Linked DNA regions of Homo sapiens: regions 2, 3 and 4 are each linked to region 1. The links are chromatin loops, found by intact Hi-C in ENCODE. Cell type or tissue: mammary epithelial cell. All regions are shown on one strand.

What was found. Peaks named below come from ENCODE experiments on the same cell type or tissue, not always from the same donor. Only the 100,000 strongest peaks of a DNase experiment are listed, where the experiment ranks them.
Region 2: a loop joins it to region 1, with 6 times the contacts of the local background. A loop is called at or near these places in 4 of 110 quality-filtered maps.
Region 3: a loop joins it to region 1, with 2.3 times the contacts of the local background. A loop is called at or near these places in 4 of 110 quality-filtered maps.
Region 4: a loop joins it to region 1, with 3 times the contacts of the local background. A loop is called at or near these places in 3 of 110 quality-filtered maps.

The regions. Positions count from the first base shown.
Region 1 is chrX:105,313,379-105,315,878 of GRCh38, reverse strand. All of the region lies in intron 5 of IL1RAPL2 (interleukin 1 receptor accessory protein like 2), which reads right to left. Among named protein-coding and RNA genes, the nearest start is that of TEX13A, 94 kb to the right of the region's middle. In mammary epithelial cell, no CTCF peak of the experiment used is centred here; DNase peaks (open chromatin) are centred at 398 and 1,188; H3K4me3 peaks cover 475 bases; H3K27ac peaks cover 2,084 bases.
Region 2 is chrX:105,694,699-105,697,198 of GRCh38, reverse strand. The region is part of intron 6 of IL1RAPL2 (interleukin 1 receptor accessory protein like 2); the gene reads right to left. All of the region lies in intron 3 of LOC105373303 (a long non-coding RNA gene), which reads left to right. Among named protein-coding and RNA genes, the nearest start is that of NRK, 130 kb to the left of the region's middle. In mammary epithelial cell, no CTCF peak of the experiment used is centred here; a DNase peak (open chromatin) is centred at 1,518; H3K27ac peaks cover 2,166 bases.
Region 3 is chrX:105,459,987-105,462,486 of GRCh38, reverse strand. The region is part of intron 5 of IL1RAPL2 (interleukin 1 receptor accessory protein like 2); the gene reads right to left. Among named protein-coding and RNA genes, the nearest start is that of TEX13A, 240 kb to the right of the region's middle. In mammary epithelial cell, a CTCF peak has its summit at 1,048; DNase peaks (open chromatin) are centred at 1,266 and 1,936; H3K27ac peaks cover 1,736 bases.
Region 4 is chrX:105,482,070-105,484,569 of GRCh38, reverse strand. It overlaps IL1RAPL2 (interleukin 1 receptor accessory protein like 2), which reads right to left. Exons shown (of 11, transcript NM_017416.2): 6 at 183-257. Among named protein-coding and RNA genes, the nearest start is that of TEX13A, 260 kb to the right of the region's middle. In mammary epithelial cell, no CTCF peak of the experiment used is centred here; a DNase peak (open chromatin) is centred at 1,399; H3K27ac peaks cover 2,500 bases.

The sequences.
Region 1 (2,500 bases):
ACAGAAAACAAATTAATGGTTGCCAGGGGCTAGGGAGAGAGGGAGATGGAGAGTAACTGCTTAACTTTGCATCCTTCAATCACAAATTAGTGAAAAGGAGAGACTGGCATAGCCTCCCAGCCTACATCTTTCTCTCATGCTGGATGCTTCCTGCCCTCAAACATCAGACTCCAAATTCTTCAATTTTGAGACTCGGGCTGGCTCTCCTTGCTCCTCAAGCTTGCAGACAGCCTACTGTGGGACCTTGTGATCTTGTAAGTTAATACTTAATAAAACCATATATATATATATATATATATACATCCATTAGTTCTGTCCCTCTAGGGAACCCTGACTAATAAAACAGGTATGGGGTTTTCTTTTGTGATGATGAAAATGTTTTGGAATTAGATACGGGTTATAGTTGCACAATATTGTGAATGTACTAAAGGCCACTGAATCATACACTTTAAAATGATTAATTCTAAATTATGTGACTTTCATCTCATTTTTTTTTAAAAAAAGGTAATAAATATTATGTGCCAATAGTATTATTTGAAGGACTGTCTCTTCAAAGTTGCCTTTGCCTGACATTAAGTCAGACTACAGAAGCTAAGAAAACATTACCACTTTCTGTCAGGGTAAAAGTGTTCCTCATCAGAGGTCAAGTTGTTCCCTGTTGATGGACCAGGCTGGTTTGTACGGCCAAAGCTACACAGAATAAGGATATCACTCTGGATGGGGGACTAACATTAATTATCATTTAGAACTTGTATTTCCACAAGTGGATGAAAGCACATATACTTTTGGCTGAAATTCCAATTCTCATTTTGGTCATTGTCCATTTTTAATATGTTAAGAGCCTCTCAATATATCAAGATTAAATAGTGAGGAGAAGAAAACTTCAACTTGATTGCCTATTTTCTACTAAATTATTTCTGTTCCAACAAATGGACTCATTTGACAATTTAAAAAATGATTGCAGTCTTTCAGCTTCTCATCCTTTCCCTCCCTTTTCCAGAGGGACTGATATTCTTCCCTAGAGAACTAGAATAAGATGGCCACTGAAATGTTGTAAACATTAGATACTTTCATGCCCTCCCATCTCACTCCATCCTGACCCCAGTTGCTACAGGCTATGTTTAAAGAGGCTCTTCTGTACCTGCAGCTGAATCATATAGCAGCATGATTTGCATTGGCTTACTGACCTTATCCTGGCTCCATCTTAGCTTACTCACCCTTAGTTTCCTTTTCACCCATTTCCACATATTTTATGTATTTTCATAAAATGACTCAGCCTTTTGGGAAATTAGGTGTGGTATAACATAATAGAAGGAAAAAATGGAGAATGATATAGTAAGTCAAAGGAGAACGCCAGATTGAAAAAAGTGCATCTGCCTCTAATTTGTGGTGTGATCCGACACAGTCTGGCTTAGCCTGTTTGGTCTGCTTGATTGTCCGCAGCTACAGAAACTACCGTGTTGATACATACAAAGAAAGGCTCTTTTAAAAGCCCAGAGTATGTCATGCTGAGCATCATCCTTGAAAACAGCAAGATCGACTAGAGGGTAAGTTCACTACCAAATACCACCAATATTAGTGATTTTTTTTTTTCAAGCAAATGGGAACAAATTGTAGGTCCTGGTCTTGGAAGAAGCCACTAAAGGAGACAGTGGTTTAAGAGATAACATTCCACTTTGCCACAGTTAGAGACATTCATTGTAACATTTACTTTTCTCTTCATCTAAGATAATCTAATTGAGATTCTGAAGGCTTTTAAACTGAAATGATTCATAAAAGATTATGATTTAGTGTATTCAGAAAACTCATTAACAGGGCAATTTAGATAAAGGAAGCACAATGTGTCAGATAGATTTTGATTATAATTTACTTGGGCTAAAATCTACATCTGCAAATGAATTGCTACATAATCCTTGCTGATGCCATAAGAACAAAAGTCCACTGCCATAGGGTTTTCTAAAGTAACCTCTCTTTGATAAGAAGTATGGCATTAAAAATGTGAGTGTATGGTGAGCTCTGTGTTTCCCCACCCCTCCATTCCCGCACTCCCTCATGCCATAAATTTATTTACCTAAACTTTGGTGAGTAACAAAGCAGTTATGTTATTAAACTGTACAGTAAATCATCTACATTCACATGTCCTAAACAAAATCTGTAAAAAAATCACTGCAAAAGGAGGTTATTGAGACTATTGTGAAAGATCTTTTTTGTGTGTAAAGAATAGTTAACCAAAATGTAATATTACTGGTAGGTACCTCTAGTTGCCCTGTGCATGACATGGAAGAATAAACAAATGGAGGGGGGCACAAAGTGTAACAGTGAGATGCATCTCTTTAGGAGCTCAATGGTTTAACTGCAAATGTTCTTACCAAGATGCATCAATAGACCTTACAACTCTAATTTTTCTCTGCTTTCTACTAGGAGAAGAAATGTGGCTAAAAGATGGAAAGGATCGAGTCCTGATGTTTGTCCCTGTTTCTGTTGAAGTCATTCTGTGACC
Region 2 (2,500 bases), 380 kb before region 1:
AGTGGGAGTTGCTTGTGTCATGAGGACAGAACCCTTATGAAGGGCTTGGTGCCATTCTCGTGGTAATGAGCTCTCGAGAGCTCTATTAGTTCATGTAAGAACTGGCTATTTAAAGAGCCTGACATTTCCCCCCCTTTTTCTCACTTCCTCTCTCACCACAGGACAAACCTACTCCCCTACTTCCCCTTCACCTTCCTCCATGAGTAAAAGCTTCCTAAGTCCTCATCAGGAGCCTAGTAGATGTGGGTGCTATGCTTTTACAGCCTGCAGAACCATGAGCCAAATAAACTTATTTTCTCAATAAATTACTTAGTCTCAGGTAGTCCTTTATAGTAATGCAAAGTGGACTAACATAGCCACCTAAAGTAAATACCCTGTTTTAGCTACACCTGGCTCCCAGAAACCCGTATCCAGGGGTACCTGGCTAGGTTTTTCCTGGTCCCCGGAGAGGAAACCAGATAACAGGGCTAGCCTATGTTATCCTTAAGGTGAGCCCTAGGTATTCACATGTGCCCTAAGTCACAGTCTTCTCCCTGCCATGTTTACAAAATTCTTACAAATTCCCTCATGGATGGATTTGAACTCCAGTCCATTTGGCCAGGACCATGACACTCTAATTTTTTCTAGTCCCTCGATTTTATTACTTTTGTGGGGGGGGTGGATGTGGTGTCCTATATTTATTCATCGTCAATAAACACATTGTTAGCACTTCATCTGCTTTGAAGTATTACCAGTCCTAAACACCAGATTGGTGCTCCTTGGCTATTTACCATAGTCCAGATCAACCACATCCCTTCAGATAGCACATCTCTTTAAATAAGACACACTGGAATGATCGCTAACCATCCAGAATCATGCCCTCCAGCTGTGCCAGGCCCCCTCACCCTAGTCCTGGGCTGACCTATCCTTTCTGTTTTACTGATTTATGTGGCTAAAGCGCCACATGTCTCAAAATTTTAAAATGACCAATTTGATACTGTTTTTATTCAGTCATCTATGATTCTCGTTATTTAATGTGTTATCCTTAATGTCTCTACCTAGATTATGAACTCCTTCAAGAAGGGAACCATTTCCTGTTCTTACATCTTTGCACATTCCTAGTACATACTGAATATTAGCAGGCTGCATTTAAATTTTCCAGAGCAGAGTCAGGATACATGAGGTGGGGAATTAAAAGGATTGGGAGAGAAGTCACAGTTAAGTGGGAATCTATTTCCCAGTCCTCTAACTGTCCTCCTGGCCTTAGATGAAACATCATTAGAGAATATTGTATGCAGACATTGCAGCACAGGTGAAAGAGCAATTGACTAAGAACATGGCATTTGAGTTAGGCAGAAAAGGATTTGATCTCTGGATTCAATTTCCAGCTTTCTCACTTTCTAGTTGTGGGTATTTGGTCAAGACACTTATTCTATTCACCTTAATTTCTTCATTTATACAATTGTGAAGGTAGTAGTATCTATTGTACAATGTTTTGTGATGACTAAATGATATGGTACGTTAAGATGCCTAACACAATGTCTGAGTCATAGTAATGCTCCATAAAGGGTAGCTTTTATGTTGTTACTATAGCTACTTTTTTGTAACTTGAGGCCTAAACACACCATGAGTTTCTATGCATGGATAATACATACCAAGGAAGCAGCTGCAATTCTATTTTTAGATTATTTTCTGTAAATTTCCAATTATAATAATAATAGCAACCAGCATTTATTGAACACTTATCCTATATTGGCTAGATTTCCTACCGTAGGAAAAAGTCCATAGGCTAATATCATCTAGCTGTAAGCCTCATGCAAATAATATTCATGCTCTAAAAGACATGATCTTCTGTATTTGGTGGCATGAGGATTTCCAATCTGAAAGTTTCCTTTGGATCTGACACATTTTTCCCTGAAAATACGATACCTCTTTTTGTTGCTTAACTACCTCATGTATCCATTGATTTATAAAATGTTACAGTCCTTGTCTACAATGATTAGACAAAAAATTAGAATAAGTTTTTTACATGGAAATTCAAAGTAGGATCATTTAGAAGCAGTTTTTTGATAACTTTAAGAATGGCACCTACCATATTTGTCTTTGCAATTTTCAAGATACCATGTGGGGAGATATGTACACTGTTGCTAAGGAAACTAGCTACATGATATAATAGCTCTTAAGAAATGAAGCTAACCTTCCTCAACTTTCAGTGTTCGTTGATTCCTCAGCTCACTAATGATTCACAAGGAGATAAAGAGGAACTAGTCTCATTTCCAGGGGAAAAATGCCTTAAAGGTCATTTTTCCTTTACAAATCACAGCCTCCCAAATGAAATCTTAATCAATTCATCATATTATGTGTAGTGTTCTATTGATGTGATTACTAAAAAGTGGCTTATTTGGATCTGCCTTTTTATTATTAGTTTCTCCTTTGATTTTTCTATATTAGCTGACATGGAAGGTGTTGATGTTGCTGTACCAGTTACATAAAGTCACAAGAATAGAAGTGAACAAGGGTA
Region 3 (2,500 bases), 150 kb before region 1:
ATAAATAAGGCCAAAACACAATGCTGTTTATATATAAATTCCAAGCATTCCTCATTTTAACTAAAATGACATGGGGAATGCAAATCCATAGCTTCGGCAAATTTTTTTCCTTCTAAAAGTGATTCATCACCATCAGATTACTTTGCAATTTCATGAAATGGGCTTCAGTGGCATTTTGAAAAATTAGGAAGAGGGACTGCAACTAGAATGGAATAAAGAAAATATTACATAACCCCAAGTGAGATATTAATCTCTATCTAGATGGTCATTGTGCTTTCATTATAAGGAAACAAGGCCTCATGCAGCTCCTTAATAATCCAAATTTTGATGGCACTAAGCAGCCCAGTAATGAGAGAATTTGGGGACTATCCCCAGGCTGGAAGAATTAATGACGCAGTATGAAAGTTTTGCATGGTGGCAGGGGATAGCAGGGAGGAAGGATTGTGCAAACCAAGAGTACAGATAATGGTGGATGTTTTCCAGCATCCTCCTTATTCAAGAACCAAAAAAGCAGTATCTTTAACAAGATACATAGTGCTTCATTCCTATGCACTATACCAATTTACAAATTATATGCCCCCACACACATACAAACATGCTCCTATACACATTTACACACACTACTCTACACACACAACACACATATACCTACGTATGGCTTCTTTCTTCTGTGTGTCACATTAAGCATTTGCATACCTCTTGCCTATAGTTTACCTCACCCTCCTTTCTTTCTATTAAATTATACTCTGCTATTATTCCTCTTTATTTCTATTGCAGTGTATTTTTGACAGGATAGGATTGTTCTCTGAAATGAAAGGAAGTAATTCTGATGGAAGGATCAGTGATTTTTTAAAATACAGATTGCCTAAGAGAAGCTAGAAGCTTACTCTTCAGACAGCCTGAGCCTTTGGGCGGGGAAGAAAAGCAGGCTGAAATTAATGTATGCATATGTGTAGGGATTTGTGTTCAGATTTTTTTTAGGGCAGAATATACTCAATTTGGAAATGGCACTAACCCTTTCAAGCCACTAGGGTAACATTTAGTAAGACAGAAACTCTAAACCAAATAGATTTTGGTGATGATAAAAAGACTTAAAGGAAAAGTGTTCATGGGAGAAAGTCACTAGCACTAGCTTCCTCTTGCCCAAGTCCCTTATCCTATCTATATACACAGTTGAGCTGAAGGGGACTAATGTTCTTCTCTTCCTAGAAGGCACTAAGGGCAACTGATACTACAGAAAGAATCTGCAAAGTGTGGAGTGACTCATTTGGGCATCTACAGGACTTGAGACACTGGAAACTCCTTGAATGTCAGCAGCAGTCAGCAGTAATCACTGAGTGCTTACTATGTGCCAGGCAGTGTTTGATACTTTGCATTTATCATTTCATTTAATCTTCTTCTCCTCAATCACCTCAACGTAACATAGGAAATTCACATTTTCTACATAAAAAACTAGCAAATACATAAGAGAGAATAGACTTAAGCTCATGTCTGTCTGACTCAAGTGTCTGTGTTCCTTCAATCATATCTCTAGCAACAAACTAAAGTCACCCATTTTAACTACATTGTCCTTGTGTGTACACAGACATGGCTTTATCCTGGGTGAATGAGTGAATCATTGTCTGTTGTTTATCTGTTAATAGGTATTTGGATCGATAGGTGACTGTTTTAGCTATACATTTGTGTAAAACTTCGTGATCTGAAATAGGTTTCCCAAGAGATATTTTTTAAATGAAAATGAAAGGACTAGAAAACTTTTCTTGCCTATTGGTAACTAAACATTTTCAGATACTTTTGGTATGTTTAGCATTGTAATATTCTAGTGAGAGATCCCTGACCTTTAATTTCAGAGTGAGGGAAGAGAAAGGGTTACAAGAAGCTCATTACACAGCTTGCTAACCACCATTACTTGGAAAAATTCCCAGATGAACAGCATGCCATTATTTACGTGCTTATGTGATTAATACTCCATATTTGAGAGACCCAATGTAAAAAGAAGTGGTTCACATGTGCCTGGAAGGAAAGAAGGATGAGAGGGGGGAAGAACAGGGTAGAGAAAGAAAGAAAAGAATGGGGAGAAGGAAGAATAAAGGAGAGAGAGATGTAGAGAGAGAAGAAGAGTGAGAAGGAAAGAAGGAAGGAGACATGAAAGCATCAGGAGGCACTGTTTTACAATAAGACATACGATAAGATTTTTCAAATTGGGGATGTACTTCCTCTTACAGTTTTTGTCTCCTTCATTAAATAAGGTAGTCTATTCTTAAAACATTTTTGTGGTCACATGGAGAGCCTTGTAAAGAGGTGAGTCGCCTGCTTGTCCATTTATTATGAAAGAAGAAACAAAAGGAACTAAATTAGGGGATGGGCAGGTGCTGAAGACATAACTTTGCCTGCTTCACAATTTTGTCAAGATAGGTGCTGAGCAAGTATGACTGGCTGTTGGACAATCTGCTGGCAAAGGATTATTTAATATTCCAGGAGGAATTGTGGCATCCTGATT
Region 4 (2,500 bases), 170 kb before region 1:
TGCAATACAAACTCATTTCCTTAAACTGCTATCGCACTGAACTCCAGGGTTATAAATGAGCAGAACACAAATTGATTTGCATGTAATAACAGTGGCAATAAACCTTTCCTGGTTCATGCAATTTTCCCCATCTGTTAACAGAGGGCAAGTTTAGGAAGTGTTATTCCAAGGAGGGGACTTACCCAGCTGGACATCTATAACACTTGGCTGATTCTCCATGGGGAACAATGGCTTGGGAGGCTTGTCTGTGAGTAAAGCTAGAAGAGAAAATGAAAGAAAGTAATGGAAAAATTGAGATAAATTACAGGATGAGAAAGATTCTATCATGTATGATATTTAATGTTTGTAGACTTGATGGTGTGTAAACATTTATTAGACAGTGTTCCTACTTCCTACTTGGGTTGTTACTCTATCCATACAATATCCATTTCCCAGCACATTTAGAGCACCATTGATTCACTGTAAATAGGCCATTTTGACAACTACATTTTCCAACAAGATGAAACAAATGGACTATTTTGGGTGGTTTTTATAAATTTGTAAGTATAAAGAAATATATATTTTAAAAGTATAATTGAGAAATAGTAAATCCTCATATATGCTTTGTAGTGGTATTCTCAATGAAATATTACCCTAACGGACATTTTTAGTGACATGAATCTTCTAAACCTCTGAATTATCCCCCACTCTCCACTGCAACCTCCAAAACAATATAATAAAGCAATGATATCTTCATTGGGATAATTGATCAAAAATACCAATTAAGCATCTTTTGTACTCCAAGTCTTGTGCTAGCTACTAAAGGGAAAGAAAGTAAAGTCTTTATCTTTGCCCTCAATTTATAACACAGGACTATGAACACAGGACTAGCACACCATAATAGAGAATGGAACATAGAATGTAGCATTTGAGCTATAAGGCTATATATAGGTGGTAAAGAAATGGAGAAAGGAGAGGTTAATATTCGCTGGAAGGTTTGGGGAAAGTTTTATGAAGAGAATGGATCTCCATACGAAACTTAAGGGATGGAGAAAATTTGGAAAGGCAGAGAGTGGAGAAGATTTGGAAAGGCAGAGAGTAAAGAAGAAAAGATTCTCAGAAGATTCTCAAAAAGATTTTCAAAAGATTATCAGGAAAGATTAACAACATAAACCAAGGCACAAAAGTAGAACTTCACAAGCATAATATGCTTTGAGGAAAATGAGCCTGATGAGAAGGGGTTTTGTGAGCACCATGAATTAAAAATGAAACTAGATAGATTGGATGGGGCTGAATTCTGGAGGACTCTGAGTAACAGGCAGAGGAATTTGGACATGATGTTCTAGGCTGGAGTGTCATTGTAGATCTTGAAACAAAAAATGACTCAAAGGAAGTGATGTCTAATGATGATTGGCTTGATATGTGGAATGGGCTGAGAGAAGAACAAAAACTAAGAGGTTGAGGAAACAATGCTGCAGTGTGTGGGGATGGGTGGTGGTGAGCAGTCACACCAGGTTGGAGTTTGGGGAATTTTTTTTTTTTTTTAATGAGAGGACAAATCTGAGAGGCACCTGGAAGAAAGAAATGAGAGGACTCAGTATGCAGATACATAATGTCATGTGTATTGTTGTCATAAAACAACCCTTACTTATATCAAACTATTGTTTATATCCTGAATTCCCTTTAACTGATTCTGTATTTATGTCTTGCTTCAAGTATCCAACTGAACTCTTACCTACTAAAAAGAAATGTTTTATACTTCTTTATAATTCACAGGAGGAATAGCATAGGATTGTGCTATAATGATTAAGCCACCATTAATTGACTAGCTTAGGAATTCCCTGCCAACATGAGAGAAGATCTCATACTATTTGAAGAATATTTAGAAGCGAAAGAGAGAAATAAAAGTTGATTACAGGACAGGTAAGGTTAGGGAACTATACAAATTTGGAGAGATTCCCAAAATAGTTGTTGATAATAAACAAATGCACCAGAAATATACTTAGGAAAGAGCTTTATGGCACATTAGCTTTCTCTTCCTAATACCTGAGCTGCCTGAAGTGGAAAAATTTCAGTGAATTAATTGCCTTCATTTTTCCAACACATCATTCAAGATGACATACAATATGTATTGTCCTTATGGAATTGAACAACATTTTTGTTTTAATTGACTTTGGCATAATTTAGACCTACTAATATAATGTCTAGTCTTCATTTCATAAATACTACAGTTACTCTTAATAATCTGATTTTTAAATATTATTGGAAACATGAGGGATCTACTTTAAAAAAAATGAATATGTTTGAATTTAAAATCCAGTTATATCAGATGTTCAATTTTGTTGTAGTTTGCTATTATTTGTAATAGTAAAATATTGGAAACAACCTCAATTTCTAATAGTAGGAGCCTTGTTACAATTGTGGTGATTTCATATAATGACATATTATGATACTGCTGTTTAAAATAATTAGGTAAATCTGTAGATTAGATATGAAAATATTTCCAAGACATACTGTTTAA